Linked DNA regions of Homo sapiens: region 1 is linked to region 2. Evidence: read pairs that join two places in POLR2A ChIA-PET (ENCODE). Cell type or tissue: MCF 10A. All regions are shown on one strand.

The links. ChIA-PET counts read pairs that join two places held together with the same protein. Peaks named below come from ENCODE experiments on the same cell type or tissue, not always from the same donor. Only the 100,000 strongest peaks of a DNase experiment are listed, where the experiment ranks them.
Region 1: POLR2A ChIA-PET joins it to region 2 with 5 read pairs; 5 of 35 experiments call an interaction of 5 or more read pairs at or near these places.

Annotation. Positions count from the first base shown.
Region 1 is chr21:16,184,291-16,189,290 of GRCh38, forward strand. The region is part of intron 3 of MIR99AHG (mir-99a-let-7c cluster host gene); the gene reads left to right. Among named protein-coding and RNA genes, the nearest start is that of SNORD74B, 98 kb to the right of the region's middle. In MCF 10A, no CTCF peak of the experiment used is centred here; no DNase peak of the experiment used is centred here.
Region 2 is chr21:16,121,726-16,126,725 of GRCh38, forward strand. The region is part of intron 2 of MIR99AHG (mir-99a-let-7c cluster host gene); the gene reads left to right. Among named protein-coding and RNA genes, the nearest start is that of MIR99AHG, 54 kb to the left of the region's middle. In MCF 10A, no CTCF peak of the experiment used is centred here; a DNase peak (open chromatin) is centred at 2,796.

The DNA.
Region 1 (5,000 bases), 63 kb after region 2:
GGCTGAGGCTGGAGAATCGCTTGAACCCAGGCGGTAGAGGTTTCAGTGAGCCGAGATCGCACCACTGCACTCCAGCCTGGGTGACAGAATGAGACTCTGTCTCAAAAAAAAAAAAAAAAAAAAAAAAAAAAAAAAAAAAAAAAAAAAAAAAAAGAAAGGAAGAAAAGAAAAGAAAAGAAAGAGAAAAAGAAAAACAATAAAAAACCCAAAAAACTAAATTAGATACATGAACAAAATATTGTGACCTCACATAACATTTAGCAAATCGCTCTGCTTGGCAGAGACTGGGATAATTTATTGAAGAGTGCTTGTGCAGCATCTTAGGAGATGAATTAGCATTTTAGAAAGAACTAAATGGGAGAAAGGCATTTTATGGCAAGGAACTGGCTCTGTGGAAGGCACACACATATTAAGGAGCACACGTTTCTTGAGCATGGCCAGATATTTAATGTGCCCAGAACATAGATTAAGAGTGGTAGGAGTGTGGGCTAATGAGACTATAAAGGTCAAATTATGATGAATATTATTATTATTATTATTATTATTTTTGCTGTGTTAAAAGTTTAGGTTTTTATTATTTTGGAAATGAGGGAAACTAAAGGTGTTGAGCAGAAAAATGGCATGTATTTTAGGAAGAAAATTCTGGCAATATTTTGATTATTGAGCTGCTGGAGAGAGGCTGGAAAACCAGGGAAGGGGCTTTGTAAGAAACCAGGTGAGCAGTAGATGACAATTACCTGAGTCAAAACAGTAGAGGCACTGGGACAAGATCAGAGAATGGAATCAAGAGATATTTCTGAAACCAAATTGGCAGAGGGATGAAATTTCTACCTTTTAGTGAAAGACAGTAAGTGCAATGCTAGCAGTCACAGAGAGCAACTGGATGCCAGGGGAGAGGGACTCAACTGGGTCTGGGCAGAAGCAGAGGAGGTGACATCTAAGATAAGTCTTAAAAGAGAGAAGAAACAAGCTACATGAAAAAGAAGAGAAGCCAGAAAAAGGAGAGAAAGCAGATTGTGGCTGCAGGGCTCTCCAAACACCAAAGACTCTCTAGTAAAAGGCATGGCCATGACAAACAGAGTGGCTGCTGGCTTTGCTTTAATTAGCATATAATTATTGGTGGAGAAAGTCTGGTGGGAGGTAAGGTGGGAAGGAACCAGTCACTGGAGGCTTCTGGTTAATGTCCCCATCCTTTCTTTCCCTAAACATCACTCTTACCCTGTGTAGCTGGGACTACAGGTGTGCACTATCACACCTTTGTAACTTTATTTTTTTGTAGAGATAGGATGTCACTATTGCCCAGGCTAGTCTTGAACTCCTGGGCTCAGGCAATCCTCTCTCCTCAGTGTCCCAAATTGCTGGTATTTCAGGTGTGAGCCACGTGCCCAGCCCCTTCTTAAATGTATACCAGTCTTTAGGCCTAAAACAATCTTTTATCAACTGCTAAGACTTCCTTCTTTTAAAGATATGATCAGAGCTTTTGTCTTTCACAGCAGGCATCCTAGTTTCATGTTTTCTTGGGAAATTTGTATAGATTCACACTCACTACAAATGTTATTTTCAGCTGTTTTATAGATGTATAATGCACCATTTATTCATTCAGTACATATTTAGCAAGTAAAAGGGAACAACCAAGATTCATTCTATGCCTTCTTTTGTTGGAATTCAAGCACACTAACAATGTGCTCTCTTGTTGGACAAGCATGAAAGAAAAAGATACCCTCCTTGTCAGGTCTTCATAGTTCTCTGTGCTTACAAGAATCCTGCAACATTTGACGATTTCTTCTCAAGCTTTCCTTCCTGAAAGGAAAAAGGGCAAGAAAAGAATAAACTTTGTAACATGTAATCTGTATAATATATTCCAAAATGCTTTAGCTCAGATATTTTGGATACCTTTCTGATCACATGCTATAGTTAGAATCAATTTTCTTTCTTAAAAGCTTGAAAGTTAATTAATTGAGCTATGACTTGGGGACAAAATGAAAACAATTCCCCCATCCAATTCAACAGAAAGTGGGATCTGTAAAAATAGCTCTTCTTGAAAATTTTAGAACTAGAATCATAGAACTTTATTTGCTTTTATATTCATTATCCCATAATATCCTCTTATAAATGGAAGTTTAGTTCTGATCATTTGGATATTAGCTCAGGGAGCTCAGGAAAGTAGTATGCTGCCGTTGATTAACTCTTCAGGATGCTCTAACTCAACAGGCAAAGTTTCAGTAACAGCATAGGCACCCACAGTTTTAGGTACTAGTGATTTAGGGCCAGTTGTTTAAGAGTATTAACTCAAATTCGGCAGCCCTGCTCCTGAGAGGCTTGCCTTCTTTGCCAACATCCTCTGATTCAGAATATCCTAATCTAAAGCCTGAAGACAGTCATAAGGAGGTGAATACGATCTTTACATGTACTATATTTTATTTTTGTAGAAGTTCCAGAGATAGTATTTTACCCATATACAAATTAGTGTCTTGGTATGGTAAGGATTTTTGGCACCAAAATCTCTAAGGGGATTTTTAGAACTAAGGAGGGCTAAAGGGAAAGATAATTTGAATAGGTTGGCCTTTCCACACTCCTTGAGTTGTGGCATGTGACATGCTTTTCACTATCTGCTGAAGGAAGCCCTGGTTTATCTCAGAAACATTCTTGTATAAGTGCCAAATACAGTCTTGTTTCTTGTTCTTGACTCTGCCACTCCATGTGGCTGTAATATGCTGGAGCACATTTGCCTAATGCCTCCGGTATCTTTTCCTTGGTTAAAATTGTTATTAATTCCACACTATCTTCCTAGGTCTGTCTCTGGGGCCCAAGCAGATTTGGTCACCCAACAGCTAGAGCAACCACTTGACTGGGTGAACTCTATTGGCAATGAGGCATATGGGGGCCAGGCAGTATCATCCACGATAGATGAAAGACAATCTGGGTATCAGGACCCCAGTTAAGCCCAGGCCTCACACACAAACGATCCTCCCTTGAGGAGCTCAATAGTTGCCCCTCAAATAGTTTCCCATAGGATTAGACTTCAGCTTTGACCTGTCACTATTGTAGACATGCTACCTGTGCTTACTTACTTACATTAATGTAGCAACACCAGTGAACACAAGAATCAATTATACATGTGCATTTCATAACACCCCTCCAGGAGCCATTCTTCCTCTTCCTTCCCAGCTCCCATTCTAATCATTTATTCATTTTTTAAAATTATGGGAGATCATCTAATATTCTCTCTCTCTCTCACCTTCATATTTACTTTCTTTATTTGTTTTAGTGGGTTTTTTTGTTGTTGTTGTTGTTTTAACAAGAGCTTTGAAAGGCAACACCCAGGCAGTATGCTTTATAGATTTATCAAAACAAAACTTGTTGAACTGGGTGCTCTTGACCACCCTGCTCTCTGATTCTCAACATGAGATTTCACCTGCACATTCTGATACCTTGCTGAGCTTTCACTTTTCATTAATGACCTAATTGTATAGTTTTCTCTGTGTTGGCATGCTTGTTCTCTTCCCTTTCCCTTTCTCCTTCCTTCCTCCTTTCCTTCTTTCCTTTCTTTCTTTCTTGCTTCCTTCCTTCCCTCCTTCCTTCTCTTTCTGCCTTTCTCTCTCCCTTTCTTTCTTTCTTCTTTTTCTTTCTTTCTTTTCTCTCTCTTTTTTTTTTAAAGCAACCTCACTCAACTCCCAGTTGCTCACCCATTTGGCTACATGTATCCTCGGCTGCAGTAAGATACTTTCTTGCTTCCCAATCCTTTGGGATCTGTACAGATAGGGAGAGTCTCAGACATGAGTTATTTTAGATTGTCTGAGAAGATCTAATTAAGGGTCAAAGTAGTAGATGTTGTGGGAGGGCATTTGTCACTGGATGAGATGACTGTCACCATATGCTCTCGAAGGAGAAAACAAAGGCTATAGACAGAGATGAACATGATTTTATAGATTTATTTTTAAAATCTTCCTGTGAATCTAAGCAACAGAGCAGAAGCAGTGAAATTGAAGGGAAGGGGGAAATTTCCATTCCTTAAAAAAGAAGAATCATTTCAAATTCTAACTAGATTTGGGAAAGTAAAATATTTGAAAAAATTAAGGGCTTTAAGATGTGTGATAAAGAGAATGCTGAAATTAATGATACAGCAAAGTTGGAATGTCTGCCTCTCCTTTGTTTAATGTTTTTCTTTTATTAAAAAAGATACTTATATGTTTTTTTAATTTAGAAAATATCAGAAAGTAAATCCAATATTCTACTATACAGAGATGATAGTTACTGTCAACATTTTGATACCTGATCTTTTAACTATATTGAAAAATACTCGTCTTACAAAATTGGAATCATACATTATCTGCAGTTTGTTTCTTTCCCCCTGCTTTTGCTTACCTAAAGTTTACATCTCATGACTCTTGAAAATACCATTTTTAACCAATATCTAATATATCATAAGAATTGATATACTCTATTTTCAGTTTTCCTGGCAGTTATAAACAATTTTGTACAAAAATGGTGCACACATTACACATACCCCTATCTCACTAATGAATTTCTTACAAAAGGGCCCTCAAAGTATCACTGAGAATCGTGCCCCATCTTAGAGCCTTTCACTGGTACGTCCCTCTCCACAAGTGCTTTTCTCCCATATATTACGTTAGACTCCCATATTACACTCAGATTATTGCTGAAATGTTACCACACCAGAAAGACATTTCCCTGAACCCGTATGTAAAATGTCGTATCTGCTGCCTCCGAAGTTATTTGTCTTATCCTGCGTTATTTTTGTCTTAACGTTCAGTAGTACTTAATATGTAATGTTTATTTGTCTACTTGTTATCTCTACCTCATAGAATCGAAGATAAACGAGGCAGAAATTTTGTTTTGTTAAATGCTTTATTCCTAGCATCTGAAACAGTGCCTGAGACATAGTACGTGATCAATAAATACTTATTTGTTCAACAAATAAATACATAAAAACAAAAAGTACAAAACTTTTGGTACATATAAATAAGTTGCCTTCCAGA
Region 2 (5,000 bases):
CAGTGTTTAATTACATTTATCCACATTTCCATCCCCCTTTCTTTTCTTTTCTTTTTTTCCTTTTGAACTTTTATTTTAGATTCAGGGAGTGCCTGTGCAGATTAGTCACATGGGTAGATTCTGTGTCTCTGGGGTTTGGTGGACAGATTACTTCCTCACCCAGGTAAGGAACATAGTCCTGATGGGCAGTTTTTTTTTTTTTAATTCTCACCTTCATCCCTTTTCTTGTGCTCCCTTTCCCTTTGCCTCTCTTGAGCTTCCGTTTGGGCTTCAGGATTACATTCATCCTTGCTACTGGTGGGGCACTGGTTCCAGGAACACCACTCCCCTCTCTCCCACGTGGATACCCAAATCCCAGCATAATCAAATCGTGTAGTTGAGGAACCCTGGAATATCGATAAGAGGAACAACTGTGTTTATTGCAAAAAAATCTGCCTATAAGTGGACCGCACAGTTCAAACTTCTGCTGTTGAAGAGTCGGCTGTATTTTTCTTATGCTTGAAGTCTATCATTCAGAATTTCCTTTAATAGAGGCTTGATGGTTGTAAAGTCTCTTGCTTTTTGTTTCTTTGAAAATGTCTCTTGCACCTTCATTCTTGAAAGCCTTTTTCATTAGATATAAAATTGTCAATTGAAATTTATTTTATTTTAGTACATTGAAAAAACATATCATATAAATAGATATATCTTTAAGATTTCCTCTTTGTAGTTTTCTGAATTTCACTATGATTTGTCAGCTTTTTATCTGCTTGGGTTTCATTAGGTTTTTGAATTTGTGGATTGATATATGTTTTAATTCTGGAGAATTCTCAGCCATTATCTACTTAAATATTGCTTATACATTGTTCTTTTTCTCTCTTTCTGAAAACTCCAATAAAATATATGTTAGATTTTATTATTGTATCCTTAATGTATCATCAAATCCTTTCCCCAACAGTTTTATATTTTTGTCTTTCTGAGCTTTATTCTTGATGTTCTTGATATTTTTTTTCTTAACTATTTTGCATTTCACAAAGTTTCTTCAATTGGATCCAATTTGTTCTCAAATCCATCCAGTTTCTTATTTTGGTTACCATGCTTTTCAGTTCTATACATTCTATTTGGTTCCTTTTCAAATACGCTGTGTCATTTGAAAATACTCTGTTACATTTTTCCAGCTTGGCTTTTATTTTCTTTTAAATTCTAAGTACGATTATTTTATAATTATTATATGATAATTCCAATATGTGAAGTGTCTTGAGTATGTTTCTGTTGGGTTTTATAAACGGTGCCTTTCTCTTGAGTACCTAGTTATCTTTGACTGTGGGCTAGACATTGTATTAGAGAAAACATTTTAGAAAAGTATTGAGGCCCAGTATAACATTATGTTTCTACACAGAGGATTTTGGTTTGCTTTTGCTACATGTCTAGAGGTGCTAGAAAACCTAGATGCCTGTGATTCCATTTCAAGGCTTCACATTTTCTAGGCCTTTATAATGCAAACTTGAGCTGTAAAGTACGCACATTGGGTAGTTTATTTCTGGTTCATTTGTCCTCTTAGGAAGCAATCCTTTGGAGTTGTAACCCTGGTATGCTTTAGAAGGAGTGCTTCTAAGCCCAATATAGCCAATCTTTGAGGATCATGGACACCACAGTTTGTATTTTGACCCCTGCAAGGCATTTTCACTACTCGTTTCTCAGCTTTTTCTTTATATTGGTAAGTAGCCTCAATGCAAAAGTAGCCTTAAGTACTGGGTGTGGTTTTATGAGTTCTCATCCTTTCCTGAATCTCATCCCATATTTCATCTTGAATTTATAAGTTATTTGATAAATTAAAAAAGAATTCTTTTTAATAGTTTATCAAGCTATTTTTAGTTGTTCTTAGCAGGAGGACTGATCTGAATAGCCTACCATCAGCAGAAGCTCCTGATACTCTCTTTTCAGTGTAATTTCACTTCAACAGAAGTTGTTGGAGTAACGAGGATATGGCACATCATCATTTTCCTTAGTCCCCATACACACCGGGAGATAGGCCTAATCTCACCAATGACAGTGAATTCAGAAAACACATTAACTTTGAAATCTATTCATTTAAGATCAAATGAAGGCTGTTAATAAGTAAGTATTCTGCTTACACCCAAAAAAGCACATTTTATGAGTTTTATGCGTAGTCTTTCTAGTGAACTATTTGGAGATTTTTTTCTTCTGTTTTTTCTTGTTCAATGCATACCACAAGGCCAGATAACTTATTATGGACAAATGCAGTTGAGTTTGAGCACATAATTAGAGTGACTGTTTAGCAATTTTAAATTGATATAAGACATTAGCAATTGGAAAGTAACTAGTGAAAATCTGTCTGACCATAAGGTGCATACAATGGCATTTAGCCTAAAGGCCATATTCTAAGTTACCCAAAATTAATTACGAACTTAATAGTATAACTATTAGTGCATTATACTAGTATAAAGAAAGTGATAAAATGTGTTATTAAATTATTTAGATTGTCATCAGTTTAAAATTATAAATAAAAGTAACAGTGGCATAGTATGTCCTCAGTTAACCAGAAAGCTTGGGTAAGCATATCAAATTACTGGTAATAAACTTTACTATATGTCTCAATCATATTTCTTTGTTCCTTCCTTGTCAAAAATGTAGATTATCTGTCTAACTGCTTGAAAGGAAAATTTTCTTAATATTTTCCCTTAGGACATTCCTGTTTTATTTTGTGTCTATTTTTTTTTTTAACACTCCATAATTTTTAAAGTAACCTGGCAGGAGCCCAAGTGCATGGAATGAAAAGTCATTCTTGGACCTATTCCATATTGCAACACCAGTCTCTTAAATCACTTTTATATGTAACATTTGTATTCTATTCAGCAAATGGTCATATTACTTACTATTCTGTTGAAACATTGCATAGGTATTTGCTTAAGACATGCATTACTCAGAGGATAATAAATTTCTTCTTGCTTAACATGTAGCACAATGCATCTAAATACTTGTATTTTTATTTCTCAAAGCTAAAGTCACTGTTTCTCTATCAGTTCTTTGCCTTCAAATACAAAAGAGGAAAATGTAATTAATGAACCAGTAATTTCGGAGTGATCATCTTTTCTCTTCCTTAGCTCACAGATATTTGCTGCTATCTGTTTTACGCTTTCACAATAACTTCCATTTGCATCACTCTTTACATGACTACATCTGAGAGAAGTGTACGGTAAGAGTTAGAAATATTACTCTTGTTTAGTAGTAGCAAAACTCAAGTGCAAGAAGCTGAGAGTCACATGGCCCTGTTCAGCTTCTGGTCCGGTACTCCCTCCAATAACCCTAGTTTGTCTTTTTCTCTTCATTTTTACTGATTTCTATCCCACCCGTGCATTTGTTTTGAGATTTCAGCTCTTGTGACATCATCTCTGCAAATTATGCATTGAGATTTTTGAGAGATTTCTTGAAATTTCTGTTTAATGAGTGGTGTTAATGTAACATATAGATTTTAATATCTGGAAAACTTCATTTTTTATCATCCACTACTTTCTCTTAATTAATTTAACATCATTTGCCTTTCTTACTGGTCATAGTATAATTCTGAGGTAATAAGGTGGCATTTTTAATTTAACTATTCATAGAACTTCTGGGAGAAATTTTATGTCTAGTTCAGAAGGCATGGCAGCATTTTAAATTTGATTGTGGAGTATTCTAACCAAATCTTCAAGAGCCGTAACTCGAGGTGAAACCTGCCAACAGTAAGTTCTTCTCGTAGCCCAAGGCTTGTTTGGTTTTGATTAGTTTTACTAGACTTCATTTGGTTTCAATTAAACCTTGAGACAGGCTAGTGACTTTCATGAAACGTGGGTTTCTCAAGTTAGAAAATAATTCTTTTGTGTGGACGAGTGTAACGTTTTCTTCACTGAAAGAAAATATCTACTCAAAGATAATTTTGGAAGATTTTATAATCACATTGCAAAGAGATTTTTATACATTGAACTGTCTCATATTATGTTTCTTAAAAATTATTATATTGTATTCTTAAATGGCAAAATGAAAATCACTCCATATGCTTCCAAAGCAATAATAAGAAATATTTAACTATATAAGTATAACAACATTTTATATTTAACTGCATATTGTTAATTTGATTTTAAAATAAGCAGCTATTCTGGGGAGTTCCAGAAATTTTTAAATTCATTTATTTTTCTAAAAGGCTTTCTTTTAGTATTACATTATCTTAGGTCGTGTTCAAATGAAATGATTTTCCTGAGTCGCAAGTCCTTTATTACTTAAAAACTGTAACAACATAACATCACTGGATATGAGTTGAAAATCGTGCATAGTATTTTTATGCAAAGGTAGAAGGAGAAGCATAAAGTTATAAACATATTGTATACCCTAAACAAAGAAAACTGTGGTCTGTAGTCCTCAGAGAAAAATCTCAGGTGTAAGTTCCTTTTGTATTCCAAATTTTTTTTGATCCTAAACAAAATCCTTTATTAATCCTTATTAAAAAAATTCCATGTTGGGTAATAAAGATAAATAGAAAACAAACTCAAAAGTAGTGTTTGAAGTGATAGAAGATGTACATTTCTCTTTCTGTGAATTCATAAACCCTGGCTTCAGATACTATTGATTTTTACCCAGAGGCATCATTAAATACCCCACCATCTGTTTAAGATTATGCCAAAAATATTGCAGTTATAAATATAGGGCACGTGTATAAAAATTAGATGTATCAAGTTAAGGATATTATCATAATGCTCTTCTATATTCTCAGCATGAAACAAAAATATTAATAAATATGTGAATATTCTGCTTGTAAATATGTCTGTAGAATTTAAAACTGATAAATAAATTTGTTCAGAAATGTAGAATTTAACATTTACCACTCGGAAAACAAGAGCAGATCACCTCTTGAATAAGTGTCTTCCAATTTTGTTTCTAACACAGCAAATATTTTATATTTACAATTTAAAAAATTGAATTCTCCAAGTATTATGTTCCAAGATTTAAATAAGATTAACGACCCC